2 separate regions of the Mus musculus genome follow, and region 1 is linked to region 2. The links are chromatin loops, found by intact Hi-C in ENCODE. Cell type or tissue: left cerebral cortex. All regions are shown on one strand. Each heading gives the region's core, and the rest is flanking DNA. Links, peaks and the distances in the headings are about the cores only. Region 1 has its middle 72 kb from the start of Spock3. Region 2 holds the start of Gm24580 (a small nucleolar RNA gene).

The links. Hi-C counts contacts between places; a loop is a spot of excess contacts. Peaks named below come from ENCODE experiments on the same cell type or tissue, not always from the same donor. Only the 100,000 strongest peaks of a DNase experiment are listed, where the experiment ranks them.
Region 1: a loop joins it to region 2, with 9 times the contacts of the local background. A loop is called at or near these places in 10 of 42 quality-filtered maps.

The regions. Positions count from the first base shown.
Region 1 is chr8:62,875,405-62,883,985 of GRCm38, reverse strand. No RefSeq gene overlaps it. Among named protein-coding and RNA genes, the nearest start is that of Spock3, 72 kb to the left of the region's middle. In left cerebral cortex, for the core only: a CTCF peak has its summit at 4,379 (motif pointing left); a DNase peak (open chromatin) is centred at 4,322.
Region 2 is chr8:63,873,000-63,881,580 of GRCm38, reverse strand. Gm24580 (a small nucleolar RNA gene) reads right to left here and starts at 3,385; the gene lies at 3,255-3,385. In left cerebral cortex, for the core only: a CTCF peak has its summit at 3,946 (motif pointing right); DNase peaks (open chromatin) are centred at 4,594, 5,332, 7,850, 8,042 and 3 more places.

The DNA of each region.
Region 1 (8,581 bases), core at 390-8,389, 1.0 Mb after region 2:
CCTAGAACTCTCTTTCTGTTCCCCCTTCACACCTGCTCTTCCCATTCCTGACCCAGCAATCCCAGTTTACCCATAAAATCTATTCTATTTCTGCCACCCAGGGAAACTTATTTGTTCCTTTCTACTCCCTTATTCTATACCTGGCCTCTTTGGGACTTTGGAGTATAGCTTGGCTATCATTTATTTATTAGCTAATATCCATGTGTTGGTGTACACATATCATATTTATCTTTCTGGGGTCTTGGTTATGTTTCTGTGCATGATTTATTTCTAGTTCCATCACATTGACTGCAAATTCTATAATGTCATTTCTCTTTTAAGAGCTGAGTATTACTTTATTATATAAATCTACCACCTTTTTACCTTTTTATCCATTCTTTTGTTTATGGATATCTATGTTGTTTCTAGTTAATAGATATTGAATAAAGCAGCAATAAACATGGTTGATCAATGGTCCTTATGGTAAGATGAAGTATTCTTTGAGTATATTACACAATAGCCACAAACAATGTAAAATATCTTGGGGAAACAAAAAAATAGAGAGTTCTTTCATGCTCATGGATCTGTAGAATTAACAAAGAAAAAAATGAAAGAAAAGAAAAGGAAGGAAAGATGGAAAGAAAGAAAAAAGAGAAATAAAGAACAAAAGGAAGAAAGAAAGAAAGAAAGAAAGAGAAAGAAAGAAAGAAAGAAAGAAAGAAAGAAAGAAAGAAAGAGAAAGGAAGTAAAGAAGAAAGGAAGGAAGAAAGAAAGAGAGAGAAAGAAAGAAAGAAAGAAAGAAAGAAAGAAAGAAAGGTCATACTAAAAGTATTCTGTAGAATCAGTGAAATTCCCCATCAAACTTCCAACATAATTCTTCATTGATCTTGAAAATACAATTCTCATCGTCATATAAAAAGAAATCAAATACAAAAAACCTGGAAAAGCTAAACAATTCTGAATCATGAAAAACTATCAAGTTGTGCTACAAAGTTATAGTAAAAACAGCATATTATTTGTATAAATAAAATCATGTCACGACCCAGATATGAATCCACACAAGAATAGTCATCTGACTTTTTATAGAGAAATTAGAAATAAACTGACCTCCAAATGTATCAAGACCTCAACAGAAAATCCGATACACTGAACCTGAGAGAAGTGAAAGTGGTAATACCATACTGGCACAGCATTCACCCTTATGTGCAGAACCCTGTTAGCACAGGCACTAACATCAACATTTAGTAAATGGAACATCATGAAACCGAAAAGTTTCTATGAGACAAAGGACACTGTCCTTTGAACAAAAGGGAAGCATACAGAAAGGGGAAATATTGTTACCACCTTCACATCTACAGGGAATATATATATATATATCAAATAAATTGATAAAACAGGTAATCCAATTTAAAATGGGATGCAGATTTAAAGAGTTCTCAACATAGGAATCTAAATAGCTGAGAAACAAACAAACAAATAAACAAAAATGGTCAGTATCCTTATCCACAATGGAAATGCAAATCACAACTTCTTTTTTTTAATTATTTTTATTTTTTACAGTTTGCCCTCCCACAATCCCTCCTCCCCTTTCTCCTCCCCACTGTCTCCAAGAAAATATCCCCACCACCAACACCACCCCCACACTACCCCACCCTCTTCACCAGGCCTCCCCGTTCCCTGGGGCCTCAAGACTCTTAAGGATTAGGTGCATCTTCTCTCACTAAGGCCAGACCAGGCACATGCTGCCTGGTTGGTGGCTCAATGTCTGAGAGATCTCAGGGGTCCAGGTTAGTTGATACTGTTGGTTTTCTTATGGATTTGCCTTCCTCCTCAGCTTCTTCCAGCTTTTCCCTAATTCAACCACAGAGGTCCCCCACTTTAGTCTAATGCTGTGGTGTAATTATCTGTGTCAGTCTCGGTCAGCAGCTTGTTAGACCTCTTGGAGGACAGCCATGCTAGGCCCGTGTCTGAAGCACACCATAGCATCAGTAATATTGCCAGGCATGGAGCCTCCTGTTGAGATGGATCTCAAGTTGGACTGGTCACTGGATTTCTTTCCCTCAGTCTCTTCTCCATTTTTGTCCCTGCAGTCCTTTTAGACAGAAACAATCCTCGGTCAGAGTTTTTGACTGTTGTATGGCAATCGCATCCCTCCACTTGATGCCCTGCCTTTTCATTGGAGGTAGGCTCTACAAGTTCCCTCTCCCCACTGTTGTGTTTTTCATCTAAGGTCCCTCCCTTTGAGTCCTGAGAGTCTCTCACCTCCCAGGTCTCTTGTACTTTCTAGATGTTCCCCCCATCCTCTCACCACCTGAGGTTGCATATTTCCATTCTTTCTGCTGGCCTACAATTAATTCTCTCCTTTTCCCTCTGTCCAATACCTGATCATGTTCCTCTTTTTTCCTTCCCCTCTCCTCTCCCACCCATGTCCCTCCCTCCCTCTGCCTCCAGTGATTGCTTTTTCTCGCTCCTAAGTGGAATTGAAGCATTCTTTCCTTGTTAACCTTCTCAACTTCAATGGATTGTATCCTAGTTATTCTGTACATTTTTGGCTAATATCCACTTATTAGCGAGTACATACCATGCATGGCCTTTTGGGTCTAGGTTACCTATCTCATGATGAAATTTCCTAGTTCTATCCATTTGCCTGCAAAACTCTTGATGTCATTCTTTATAGGCGGATAGTATTTCAATGTGTAAATGAACAGCATTTTCTGTACCCATCCTTCCATTAAATCACAACTTCTTTATTATTCCATCTCACACCTGTCAGATCTAGGTCAGAAACATAAGTGATAGCACATCCATTGTTGCTGGGAGTGCAAACCTGTACAGTAACTATGAAAATCTGCTGATTACTCAAAAGGTTGCTCATCAATCCACCTTAATGTGCACCTGATCAAGAATATCAATCTTTAGCTTGGAGTATAGACAGTTTGATTTGGAAAATTTAAAAAAATCTAAGCACCAAATGGATACTTAACATTGAGAGAGATGGAATCAATACAAATTATTATGTCAGTCTTAAAATAGTTTTATAAATATTTTATTATTTTTATTGTGTATGCTACATAGTAAAACTTTGTTTTAAAATTAAAACCAAAAGATTCATAATTAATGATTGGAAAAGAAAAATATCGAATTTTAGTTAAAGTTGAAACATTTATTATAGAATAAAAGATATTTGTTTTGCAAAATGGGAGTTTTAGTGAGTCATATTATATATAAGTTTATGAACTGACTGCCTGTAGTGAACAGAAGCACAAGTATTCCAAGTGTATTATTGTTAGTGTTATTTGTGTATCAATGTGACTTATGACTTATGAGAAAAATATTCTTAAAAAAAATTGGAAAAACCAGGAGTAAAATGGGAGCAACATGTGTGAGGGTAGAACTGTACAAATGGGGATGGTGACAGTTGAAAGCAGGTGCTATAAACAAAAAATGAAAAGAAATGGGTGGGTACTTTTTCTGGGAAGACAGGGTCTAGAGAGAAATAAAATCTATAGAACACCACAGGTGATTTTAAAAAGCATGAGAATTATTTTGCTTACATTGATACATATGTACAAATATAGGTTTATAAACATATACATTTATATGTGTATACACATATGCACATATACAAATTGTGCATATATACACATGCACATATATATACCTTTATATCTACATATATGCAGATATGCATATCTATATGTCTACGTATCTGCATATATGTATGTAAGTGTGTATGTATGCATGCATGTATGTGTATATACATATAGGCAAATAAATACATATGCATGCATGTATGTGTATATACACATATGCACATATAGACATATGAATATATGTGTATACACACACATATACATATGTGTGCATCGATGTACAAATTCATGTGTGTGTATTTATGTACAAATTATTTATATGAAATTATAATACTTGTGATAATAATGTTCTCTCCAGGAACCATAGAATATATAACAAAATCCCTGGTAAAAACAAAAAACTGGAACTATACATGACAAACTCTCCTTAAGTAATTTGTCAGAGTACAAGTGTCTCCCAAAATAATCTTGAACGTGAATTGAACAAGGATGATAGACTAACAATGAACATGTCAAACCTCACAGAGAAAGCTCACAAAACCTCCACTCTGCTCAAAGAAGTATTGGTAACTGAGGAAAGCTAAAACACACATATCCATTTATCTTTAATAATAATTAAGGAAGAGATCATGTTTGGAAAAGGTGACACCTTAGGAGCTGTGGGAGGGAGAATGATCACAAAAGTGCATGCTACAGTTATTGTTCTCATTCATGAAGTTCCCAAAATAGTACTGTTAGTAAATTAAAATTAGTCTTCTGTGAATGTTGGCCTTTTTCATGGTGTAATTAGAGAAAGAGTGCCCCCTTGTGATTTCCAAACTTCAAACAGCATCAGGGGCTACTGACTAAAGTTAAAAACCAACCAACCAAACCTGTCACTCATAAAATTTAATGATAGTTCTGGTTCTATAATACCATCTACTTAGTAATCAATGAAGGTAGATTATAATCCACAGGTAATGTTGACTATAGATTGACTTTAAGGCCAGCCTGGACAGCTTAGAGATACACTATCTGAAGATAAGACATATAATGGGGGGAGGGAATTTAGTTCAGTAGTGAAGACTGGATGCATGAAGTTTGTATTCAATTTCCAGTACCAACTAATTAAATTAAATTAAATTAATAAGAAAAAAGAAAAATATACACATATAATCAGTTGTCTGTGGACAACCATGCAAACTCAGCGTAATGTGTTATTTAAAAATCTTGTTTGGAATTTAAAAAATCTTGTTTGGTTTTGTATTACAAAAATTGCCGACTACGTTCAGTCATATATTGCTAAAGACAAAAACTGTAAAACCAAGACTAGAAAATTCCTAGAATAAAAGATCTCAGTATATGTCTGTGGTTTTATTTTAGTTATTTTGTGAATCAAATGCCAAGAGTACAGTTGTCACAATAAACATCTAAATGGCAATTTAGATTTCAACTTGTTTGTTGAGCAAAACAGAAGTAGCAGCTGTGGTTATCTATGCAGCATTCGGCACACTGACATTTTATCCCGGATTAGAGACCCATGAGGTCACACCCCTCTCTGGAGGGACAATTGTCAGTCCACACTCTCTGGGAAGGTAATATCACTTTCTTGAGCAGTATAGTCACTTGCTGCAGCAAATAGCTTCCACTGAAGCTTGACAAGAAACCCCAGATGAGCTCAGTGAGACATATAGAAGAGAAGGGCACAAAAGGATAAGGGAAGTTTGTACTGTGTGAGGAAGGGATGAGAATATGTGCAAATCACATATCTGTTGAAGAACTTCTGGATATAAGAAAACATCAAAATAAGACATGAATAATTTTGCACAAGGACTAAATAAAAAAAATCACACAGTTCACCAAAGAATCTATGCACATGGCAAGTAAGTATGTGTTTAGTCATGTGGGAAGTTCGCATTAGAATCCAGTGAGTGATTTGAGAAATACACATTGGGATGCTGTGATATACTACACTATCCCTTCATGATGTTCATCAGACAAACTGACAACTTGAAATGATCATGTGAACCTGAGAATACATACATCTGAAACTGACACCTTCCTGGAGGAGGGCTTTGAAATTGTAATATTCTTTGGATAATCTTTGAACAGGAGTTACTTAGAAACCACTGTTGTAATGTGATCAGAAATCACACAACGTATTATTTTATATACAGACTATTATTGTGCAAGATAGATCACAAATGACATAATAGGTTGATAGATGTCAGATAGATCAATTAGAGGTAGGTTGATAATAGGTAGGTTCATGATAGAAACACACATCTATGAGATAGAAATATTCTGCTCCAGGAAACAGATGCATCAATATGATTATTTAATTTGAGAATGGATATAACTAATGAATATCTGTGGAGATTGAAACTAAATTCATTTTCATAATGTTAATCTTGTAAATTCCATGTTTGATAAATTTAGATGTATACTTCTTTTTGGACCTGAGAAATAAAAAAAAAATGCTACTATACTTAAACTGAATTTTTATCAACATTTTTCTTAAGGAAGGGTGAGGAATAATTGCAGTTAGAATTTTAGAGAATATCAGCTATGTAGAAAGTCAATGTAAAAATAAATATATTCTTTATGTTCAGATGAGTTGGTATTTTGGGGACTTCTTAAATCACTACTCTTGAAAAATCATTAAGTATCCTGAGGAGCTTCCTCAAAGTCATAAATAATATTAAAACAGTGCTACAAGTTTGTACAGGTATACTTCTGCAGTTGATACTATTCCACAGTAATTACATAGCTCAGACCTGACAATGTGTAGTAAGTAGAGGAGAAAAGATACATGTTCTGTTTTTTCTTATTCTTTTAGTTGTTGAGATTATAATAAAAGTCCATAATTTGCACTATAGCTTTACTCCCTACAAAATACTCCATATAATCCTCCTTGGTCTCTTTCAAATGTATAGCCTCTATACTTTTTGCATTAGTTGTCATGCACACACACACACACACACACACACACACACACACACACACACACAGACACACACACACACACATATACAGGCACATACAGTGAGAGATAGAGAGACAGAGACAGAGAGACAGATGGAGAGATACACACAGACACACACACACCCACAAACACACACACATACACACACACACACACAGAGGGGGGTGCAGAGACAGGGTAGACAGGACAGACAAAGAGATATTAAACCTTCTCATTGGCATGCTCTAAGAATTTTTTGAACTTTACTCTCATTTCTGAGTTAATGATGAAAGCTGGGATATTTAGTAATGTAACTGCTACAATCTACATGAGAAACATTGTTCACTCCAGCACAGTTATATTGAATAGTTATATTGATAAGTTAAGCTGGCCACTCTTTCCACAGTGGATGGTTATCAGGAAAGCTGTCATTCTTAAACTCATCCCTTGTGGTAGCCATTCATTCTGTTGTCCCCAACTGGTAAGAAGGACACATGCTGCACTATGTTCATAGCAGCCTTATTTATAATAGCCAGAAGCTGGAAAGAACCCAGATGCCCCTCAACAGAGGAATGGATACAGAAAATGTGGTACATCTACACAATGGAGTACTACTCAGCTATTAAAAAGAATGAATTTATGAAATTCCTAGGCAAATGGATGGACCTGGAGGGCATCATCCTGAGTGAGGTAACACATTCACAAAGGAACTCACACAATATGTACTCACTGATAAGTGGATATTAGCCCCAAACCTAGCATATCCAAGATATAAGATACAATTTGCTAAACACATGAAACTCAAGAAGAATGAAGACTGAAGTGTGGACACTATGCCCCTCCTTAGATTTGGGAACAAAACACCCATGGAAGGATTTACAGAGACAAAGTTTGGAGCTAAGATGAAAGGATGGACCATGTAGAGACTGCCATATCCAGGGATCCACCCCATAATCAGCATCCAAACGCTGACACCATTGCATACACTAGCAAGATTTTATTGAAAGGACCCAGATGTAGCTGTCTCTTGTGAGACTATGCCGGGGCCTAGCAAACACAGAAGTGGATGCTCACAGTCAGCTAATGGATGGATCATAGGGCTCCCAATGGAGGAGCTAGAGAAAGTAGCCAAGGAGCTAAAGGGATCTGCAACCCTATAGGTGGAACAACATTATGAACTAACCAGTACCCCGGAGCTCTTGACTCTAGCTGCATATATATCAAAAGATGGCCTAGTCGGCCATCACTGGGAAGAGAGGCCCATTGGACTTGCAAACTTTATATGCCCCCGTACAGGGGAACACCAGGGCCAAAAAGGGGGAGTGGGTGGGCAGGGGAGTGGGGGTGGGTGGATATGGGGGACTTTTGGTATAGCATTGGAAATGTAAATGAGTTAAATACCTAATAAAAATGGAAAAAAAAAAAGAAACACATACAATGTTTTCCTCACTTTTATTAGTTGTTTGAGAATTTAAGATGTATTTTAATAATTCATTTCCCTGATTTCTCCTGTCTCTTCTCCCCTTTTCTACACACCCAATTCTTAATCTCTCTCTCTCCCTTGCCCCACCTCTCTGTGTCTTAATGAGATTATTTGTTTTTATTTTTGTTTTTTGTTTTTGTCTTAATGAGTTTTAAACCCATCAAATAAACTTGGTTTTGACATGAATCACATTCCCCTGTAGCTTGTCCAACTCACAAGGGGTCATCCATTAAAGGCAGTTGTCAGTAACTTATTAGCTAGAAGTAGGACTTCATGTCGAACTCCACTAAACATTTTTGGATTTTGGTGTGAGCCTGCACAAATGTGAGGCATAGTGTCTCAATCAAGTGTTATGAATTCATAGGTGCAATGTCCCTCCTGTATCCTAGAAACACGTTTTCTTTGGATTTACCCACTAATTTTGGATCTTAAAATCTTCCTAGCACTATTCTGTGACATGAGTTGCAAAGAGAGGCTTCTCTTTTGAGTGTTGAGAAATTTACTAATCTTTTGTATTAATCATTAGAAGTCAGTTTAATAGTATGTCTATTTATCAAAGTAGTAACAGTAAGTTCTTCTCTA
Region 2 (8,581 bases), core at 138-8,137:
GTACCAAGAAGATCCAGTGAAGTGTCCATCCTACTTCCTAGACTCCATTCTTTAAAAAAATATCATCACTGAATTTGTGAGGTTGGACATAAATGTGAAATCAATTCAGACATTTACAAGTATATTTTTCCTGCCTCCTGAGAAAATAGTTCACATGAAATTTAACATTTTCTCTATTTTAATCTCAAAATCTTCTCCTGTTTGGTGAGATGTTTTCACACTGTATTGTGTGTAGTATATCTGTGCATGCATGTATATGGGAGTGGGTGCAACTATGTGTGTATGTGTATATGTAGGCCAGATGTTCTGTGTATATGTGTGTGTGTCTGTGTGTGTATGTGTGTCTGTAGGCAAGATGTTGTGTGTGTCTGTATGTGTATTGCATGTGTATGTCGGGTGTTGTATGTGTGGTGTGTGTTTATGTATGTATGTTTGTGTATGTCTATGTGTGCCTGTGATGTGTGTGTGTCTTTGTGTGTGTGTGTGCCTGTATGTGTGCATGTGTATGTCGCTGTTGTATGTTTGGTGTGTGTGTGTGTTTGTGTATATCTGTGTATACTTGTGTGGTGTGTGTGTTTGTGTACATGTCTGATGTGTGTGTGTTTGTGTGTATATCTGGTGTGTGTGTATGTGTGTGTGTGTGTGTGTGTGTGTGTCTGTATGTGTGTTTGTGTGTATGTCTGGTGTTTATGTGTGTAGGCCTGATGTGGATGGTGCCATTTCCTCTATCACCATTCTCTTTCTTTTTAGAAGTTAGGTTTCTCGTGGAATCTGGAGATTACCAGTTTGGATAGGCTGGCTAGCAAGCCTCAGAGACACTATTCCTCCCGACACTGGGTTGAAGCAATGTAGCTCCATAGCTAGCTCTTCTGTGGGTGCTGCATATCTGACCTCAGGATGTGATGCTTGCTGAACCAGCACTTTACTGCCTGAGGAATTTTGTCACAGTGAAATTGTCATACTGTGTGTATGCGTGTACATGTGTGCATGTATATGTGCATATGTGTTTATGTTTGTGTTTCGTCTTTGTAATTTTCCTAACACACTTCCCTGAAAGTATACATACTCATTACAGTGTCCTATCTGTCATCCAGTTGGCTGTTCTAGGTGTTCATACACTGCTCCTTATGTTTTGCTTTATTCTACAAAAGAGAACATTAAATGATCATTCTTTTGACTGAGACAACACACATCTTTTATATTAAACAACAACAGCCTTTGTTGTCATTGTTGAAAGAATTGACTACTGCTTCTAACTCAATTGTGAGGCCAATGCTAATGCCACTTTTATGATGACATGGTAACCGAGTTGTAGCAAGGTGAAATATTTGTGATGTACTGTTAACAGAGTGACAAAAATTCATCCAGTGAGGCATTCTCAGAATAGGAGACTGTTCCTTTTCTTTCTGTCCTTTCTAACTCTCTACCTAGCTTCTGCTCTTCCTTCTCCATCATTTTTGGTTCTTTGTGAATTTTACATCATGCACCCAAACCCCTCTCATACCCCAGCCCCCTTTACTCTTGTAACTTTCTCCCCAACAGAGATAAAATCAAAATCTTGTTGTGGAAGCAGTTCTGAGTCACAGTGTGTCCCATGGTATACCCTTTTGTCTACATTTCTTCACTTGCAAATGTTCATTGTAATGACTCCAAATCTGGTTAGGTATGAGGCCTCTGGCTTCTGTTACCCTATCAGTATTGGAGCCTCACTCAGACTCCTCTCAGATATACTGCTGCTTCCCTGTGTCAAGAAGATCCTGCAGTTTTGGAATTATAGGATCAGTCCCTTCATGCACTCCTGCAGTTAATTGACCAATGGGACTGATGTTGAGTGGGCAATTTCAAAGCTCTAGATTAGGGTCTGAGAGGTATCTGAGCTGGTCAGCCAGATGGATCTCCTGCTTTTAGATCCTTATGGCCAGATCACCAGCAACCCCTGCTACCAGGGACAGCTCGACCTTGTGTGCAGGGGAGGTAGAGGGTCCATTCTCCCAAGTGTTGCAGCTGGCAAGGGACATGGCCAGTTCTACTATCATGACCCAAAGTTGTATTTCCCACTTCTCTTAGATGGCAAGGGATGCTGGAGGAGAGAAAGTGATCCCTCCCTCATCGTCTGTGCCACAACCCAGAAGATAAAAGGCAGGGTGGGTTCTCCTGCACTTATACCCTCAGGAACAGCTCACCTGCAGCCCCCATATCCAGGGCCAGCTCCGCTGTACTGGCCAGGTGAAGTACAGGACCTGCTCTCCCGCTGCAGCAGGTGAGGGACAGGGCCAGTCTTCTGCTCTGATGACCCTGCAGGGCCTGCTCTGCTGCCCTGCTCTAGGTGGTAAGGATGGAGGAGGGGGAAGGGTATCTCTCTCATGTTCACATCATCTCAAAGGAGATGAATGGTAGGGCCAGCTCTCCTCTGCTCTTATGCTCAGGTCCAGCTCACCCACAGCTCTGGCAATGTTCAAGTCCCACTCTCCCAGGATGGGAACTGGCTAGGTACAGGGCCAGCTCTGCTACCTATAGGATCATTTTCCCCCAAGATGCACAGGTGAGGGCTGGGGCCCATTCTGCACAGCCCTCAGAGATTAACATGTCCTTGGGTGGCAGCCCAAACCATGGGTATCTGCCTGGCCTTTGGTGGTAACAGATCCCTGGTTGTTGCATGGCCGTGAATCCATATGTGGTCCCCAGTAACAGCACAGGCAAGAAACCCACCATGTTCCCAGGTAGCATCACTGACAACTCACATCAGGCTTAAGCTGTTCCTCACTAAGCTCTGGGCTCCAGTTCTGCCTCTCTTCATCGAACCCACATCCCTTGGTTTCTCTTTTTCTTCCATTTCTTTACTTACTGGTTCCTCTTAGTGGCACCAGTTATCTTTGAGTATCTGGGATGATCTCTAGAATTGTCACAAGAGTGTTCTGCTTTGCTCATGTTTAATGGTGCTGTGTAGGGGTCATCTAGATCATGGTCTGCCTGCCCCAGGACTGCACAATACTGGACTGGTTAGCTCCCTGTACAGTCCAGGCTAGCTCCTTGTACAGCCCCCGTGTTGCTGTCCATTGGTATCTCAGTCTCCGTACTCACTCAGCCTGTAGGCGTGGCCCCTTGGGAGGGTTGTCCATCTTAATCTCACTCCAGCCGAAGGTCCTAGGTGGGGTTCTTCTAGCCTTTGACTTGTTCACCATTCTGGGAGCCCACTTAGACCTCTCTGGTACTGCACTGGTGGTCATCTCAGACTCTTTTTTTTTTCCCCAAGGAGTATTAGGCTGCTAATCATTCAGATGTTCCAAGTCAGAACATCTAGTGTAGACATAAGCTCTTTCTTCTCTGTCACCTACTGACACACATGTGACAGAGTAGCCACACGTGCATCCCCTCTAGTGGCAGGGCTCTTTTACCATTTAACATCCTCAGATCCTAGCCTTCCAGCTGCTAGAATTATAGGTATGAGCCTCCATTCTCCACTACTTGATTCTCAGTTATTCAAGCTATGAAAAGCATTGAAAACTACCTTTATACTCTTCTGCCAAAGACAAATTTTCTATACCTGTGGTACCAATGATATATTTTTTTTTTCCTGAACAGAGCTTTCTTTACCTCACTATACAGAAATTATTTATAAATAGAAGTGTGGATAGTGATAAAGAATAAATAAAGTTGGTTTGCTTGATAATATAGCCATCAAACCTAACCTGAAAGAAGAAAACTGTGTGAGAGAAGAAAGTCTTTTATTTTACATGATAAAATAAATAAAATCTACAACAAAACGTAGCAAACATTCCCCAGTATGGAGACATTTTACGCATTTGTTTCATAAAAGTATCTCATTTGTCATTTGATTGCTAGGGCCCTCGGTGATATCCATACGTTTTTATATCCCTGTTTCCTCAGAAATATGTGCATAAAGGGAAACATCATCCTGCTCTTATAATTTATGGCCACCAGGTGGCAGCATCACTCCTTTTTCTTCTACAGAAAACAGGAGCTTAAAGAATGATGTCATAGCTTCCTACTCAAAGTACTCTGCAGACCTATGAGTCAAGTCACGAAAATTCTACTTAGTTCTTAGCGTGTACTGGTCAGTTCTCCACGTTGTGCCTGTTGGCTAGAATAAACATGGTTAACATTTCCCCTTAGGCCTATACCAGTCTTTTTGTGAAGAAATTAAAAGAAGATAAAACAGAAAAATTAGTATCCCACCGAAAACTTGCATTAGTGATGGTTTGTGATTCAGCTCACAGTAGTCATTTGAAATATAACTAAAACTACCAATGATTTTTGAAAACAGGGTGAGAAATCAGAAGGTATGTTACAATTACCAAGATTGCAGAGATCATTCCGTGCTCAGGCTTGATCATTCCGGGCTCGGGCTTGTCATCCCAGCCCCTGTCCACCGGGGTAAAGACAACTGCTTAAAGAGTAAGCCTACCCTGGGCCCAGTGCAGAACCTTGTCCCTCAAACCCAATAAACGGCAGCGATAGCACAACAAGAAGGCATTGTGTAACACATATCTGAAAACTGCTCATATAGCTTTGTCTGTGTTATTTGTGAAAACAGCGTATCTTTAAGGCAGCTCTGCATCAGAAGGAAATGCCTAGCAGCTTTGTCTGTGACAGGGATTCTGGAAACACAGTTCTACCACACCTTTTATGACAAGCTCTCATTCACTGGCAACTGTCGTATGTGACCTTTCACATTGTCATTGGCTTCCTTGATGATTCGGGTTCATACAGCTCACATTTCACTCTGTCCTATGCAGTGTTCTAGGATGTGAACTTCTATGATAAACAGGACAAGCAATAGAACCGTTTTCATTATAACTATTATTTTACAAAACATTTGATGGTAACAATGCCACTGATAAGATATGTGACAATTACTGCTGATCTCCATGTGCTATGTCCATGCATATGTACATGCACACACAGAAACAATACATAAATCTAACCATAAAATCAATAGAAGGGGCAAGAATAACAGTACCGTCGTCCCTCGGTTCTACCTTAAACTTATCCTTTTCTGTCTGTTTATTGGATAGCTATATCTCTTACAAACGTGGAACTTGAAAAGTGTTGGCATTACAATTGATTATTTCCGTGACATCTCTCTCTTGTTTATTGAGTCTCTTTTATTTCATCTAATGTCATATATAACATGTCCGTGCTTCATTTCTGGCGCTGCTTTAAATTCCCCTGATAAGAAGCAACTTGGAAGAGAATGGATTCACTTGGTTGATAATGACAAGCAGTCCATTGTTTCAGGAATGTCAGTGTTGTAGGAACTTGAATCAGCTAGTCACAGCATAGGCAGTCGGGAGCTGGAGAAAGGAATTCACAGATGTTTTCCTGATCCTCACTTGTGCTCAGCTGACTTTCTCCACTCTTAGGCACTTAAGGTTCCCGGGCCTAGGAAATAGAGCCGCCCATAGGTGGCTGGGTCTTCCCTCACGAATTCACCTAATAAAGGTGCTCCTACCCCAGCCATGGCCACAGGCCTATCTAATGTAAAATTTCTTTTAATGAGATTCTCTTCCCAGATTATATACTATTTTAACTTGACAATTAAATAACCAGCTCAACAAATATAAACCAAAGTATATATTTGCAACTAACTAAATATTTAATTTTTCACATACATCCATACATTGATTTCTCTGCATTTTAGAAATAGGTTCCATCATCTGAAGGTTCATGACCCAAGTGGAGTCAAGTAAAAGATTTTATTTTCCTTTGTAACAATGAAGTGATGATGTTTCTGTTTTTATATTAACCCACTTTTATGGGCTTCTGGTTTGGGTCACTGTAGTTAACTGTGTGAGCAGTTTGCCTTGTGTAGCACTGGAAGCTAAAAAGAGCCAATGCAATAGAATAAAAAATACAGCATTGCCTATCTGTTTTGTTTTGTTCTGTTTTGGAATCTTAAACTCACTTTTGCTGTTACAATTCCTTTTTCTTTTATATTTTATATAAAACACAAAGTGAAAGATAATGAATATTCAAGGGATAATAAAAATTAGTTCATGGAAAACTATCCAACATAAATAAATAAGAATACATATGTTAAATTGTATATCAATGTTGGATAGTTTGACTCAATGTCTGTTATTTATCATCTTTAGAATTATTGGATTAAGATTCTTTCTATCAATATCTTGATTGCAGCTTCTTCTGGGTCATATGTGGGTTTTGTCTCATGTTAAAATCTGTACTGTTTTTCTTTTCCCTCGCAGTGTCATTCCAAGGCAGTTAACCCTGAGGAAGGCTGTAGGTATCACAGGCGGGATGAAAGAGGAGGATGCTGACAGTCTTCTCAGGGAAATCAAACTGGAAAACTATGTTTTCCACAAAGTCTCAGAAGTCATTGTCTGAAGCAAGTTCATCCTAGATGTATTTAGCGTGTCTGCAAGAAGATAATGTACCATTCTGGAACATTATAATGACAGCTCATGGTAACGTTGTTTTGTTTTGTTTGTTTGTTTGTTTTGTTTTTGCTTTTTGGTTTTTTTTTTGGGGGGGGGGGTTCTTTTTGCTTCTGCTTTGTTTTGTTTGTTTGTTTGAATAAATGTGTAAAGAACATTTTTTGTGGGGTGAGTAACTTCTTCAGATGACCCTGACCCTTGCTGAAGCTTGCTAGAGTGCAAGTCCTGTGCTTGCCACTTCCCAGTGTGCGGTTCAGGCACCTTTTTGTGGAACCTCTGCAGACCCTCAGCTAGACCTTTGCTTTGCCCAGTCATCCAGAACAACAAAGAACACACACACACACACACACGGCAATTACTGCATTCTGTTAAGGTAACAGTAGTTAATCTCTACCATACACACGAGCCACTTCTTAGGAAAGATGGTTCTACTCTACAAACTCCCTGCAAAGAAAGTTTCAGGGGCTTTGCCCAGTTGAAGAACGCTCATAGGTTGGAAATAGATTCTATGATGATTAGTTTATTGCTTTTATAGAAATAGTGTGGAAGACTGAGAACAGGAAACAAGCATCAAGTAGAGGATTTTACAAACCCTTTAAAAAGCTCATATCTGGAGATCCAACGGGATAGGAAACATTACTTTTAAGATAAAGTTAAACATTCAAAGTTTGAACCATCTTGAAGAATGTGATAGCACCTGGCTCTGCTACCTGCTGTCCTATTTAGGTGGGATTTTTCTAGCTCCCTATGTATATTGGAAAGATCAATACTCTTCAAAGAGATTCTTTTATTTTTAAACTTTGTTCTCTTCAGAGTGTGTTTGTGTTGTTGTCCTGTTTTTAAACATGCTGCCTTTTCTTCTCATTATTGCCAGTTTTCTTAATTCCACCAAAGAGTTTATTTTATACAGATTACTGGATTATTCAATTCTTGGACCCCTGCGAGCTCTCAGAATCTGAGCCACCAACCAAAAAACATGCAGGGATTGTAGACCCAGGACACCTCCCCTTGTCCCCTACTGCATGGCCTCAGTGGAAGAGGATGCTGTCAATCTGACAGAGACTTGATGTGCCAGGGTGGGGAGATACCCTGGGACAGCCTTACCCTCTCAGAGGAGAAGGAAAGAGGTGGGGGAGGGATGCAGGAGAGGAACTCAGTGAGGAGGGACCTGGAGGGGGAGCAGTATTTGAGATGTCAATAAATAAATAATTACACTTTTAAAAAAGATCAGACCTACCTTCAGGGTGGTTGGTACCATTATATGGGCTGGGATCGTGAACCAAATAAAAAAGGAAAGAGCAGAAATGCAGCTAAGCAGGAGCATCCCTCTCTCTACTTCCCCCAAAGATAACACAAAGTGTGCAGCTGTCTCCTGGCCCTGCCCACATTCTTCCCACTATGCTGAACTACATCTTTTCTTAAACCATGACTGAAAATAAACCCTTTCTTTCTTAAATTCCTTTGTTTTGCTTTTGATCACATGAATGGGAAACGTAGCAAGCACAACTGCCTTTAGTAGAATCTCTCTTTTTTTCTATATGTGTTCCTGCTGACTTCAGGAAGCTACTTCTTTGCTCTCTTTCACTAACCCAGAGTCAGCACCCATTCTCTTCTCCTACCCTGGTTTTCCAGAGGAACAGAGAACCTAGTGAAAGCAGGGTCTTTGGAGATACAGCCAATCCAGGTGCTTGCCACAGAGCAATTGGCCAATAAGAATGAAATATGCAACGTATTTAAAAGCATTGGCTTCCCCTGGAATTAGATTTCAACCTCAGTCAAACTGATACAATCCAGATTTATTTATTTTTCCACTGAATTCCCTTTTCATAGAGTTTTACAATATATTTAATATGAGGTCTACCACCCTTTTCCTCCTGGCTATGAAAGTCACTATACATGTGAATTTTTTGTGGGCTTTTTATTCATGAACATAAACCAGAATATGAACTAATTCCAGGTATGTATTTTTATATCCACAAAGAGCAGTTCATTAGACAGGCAACTTTGTTGTTGGTGTTGGTGTTGTTGCTAAGATCTGTATGGAGACTATGTTGGATGTTGACAATCTCTCATTTCCAGGGTGTAATTAGTAATGTAATCAAGAGACCACCTGCTTACACATTAATCATCAGGCTACCGTATAGGATGACAAATACCATTGCAGT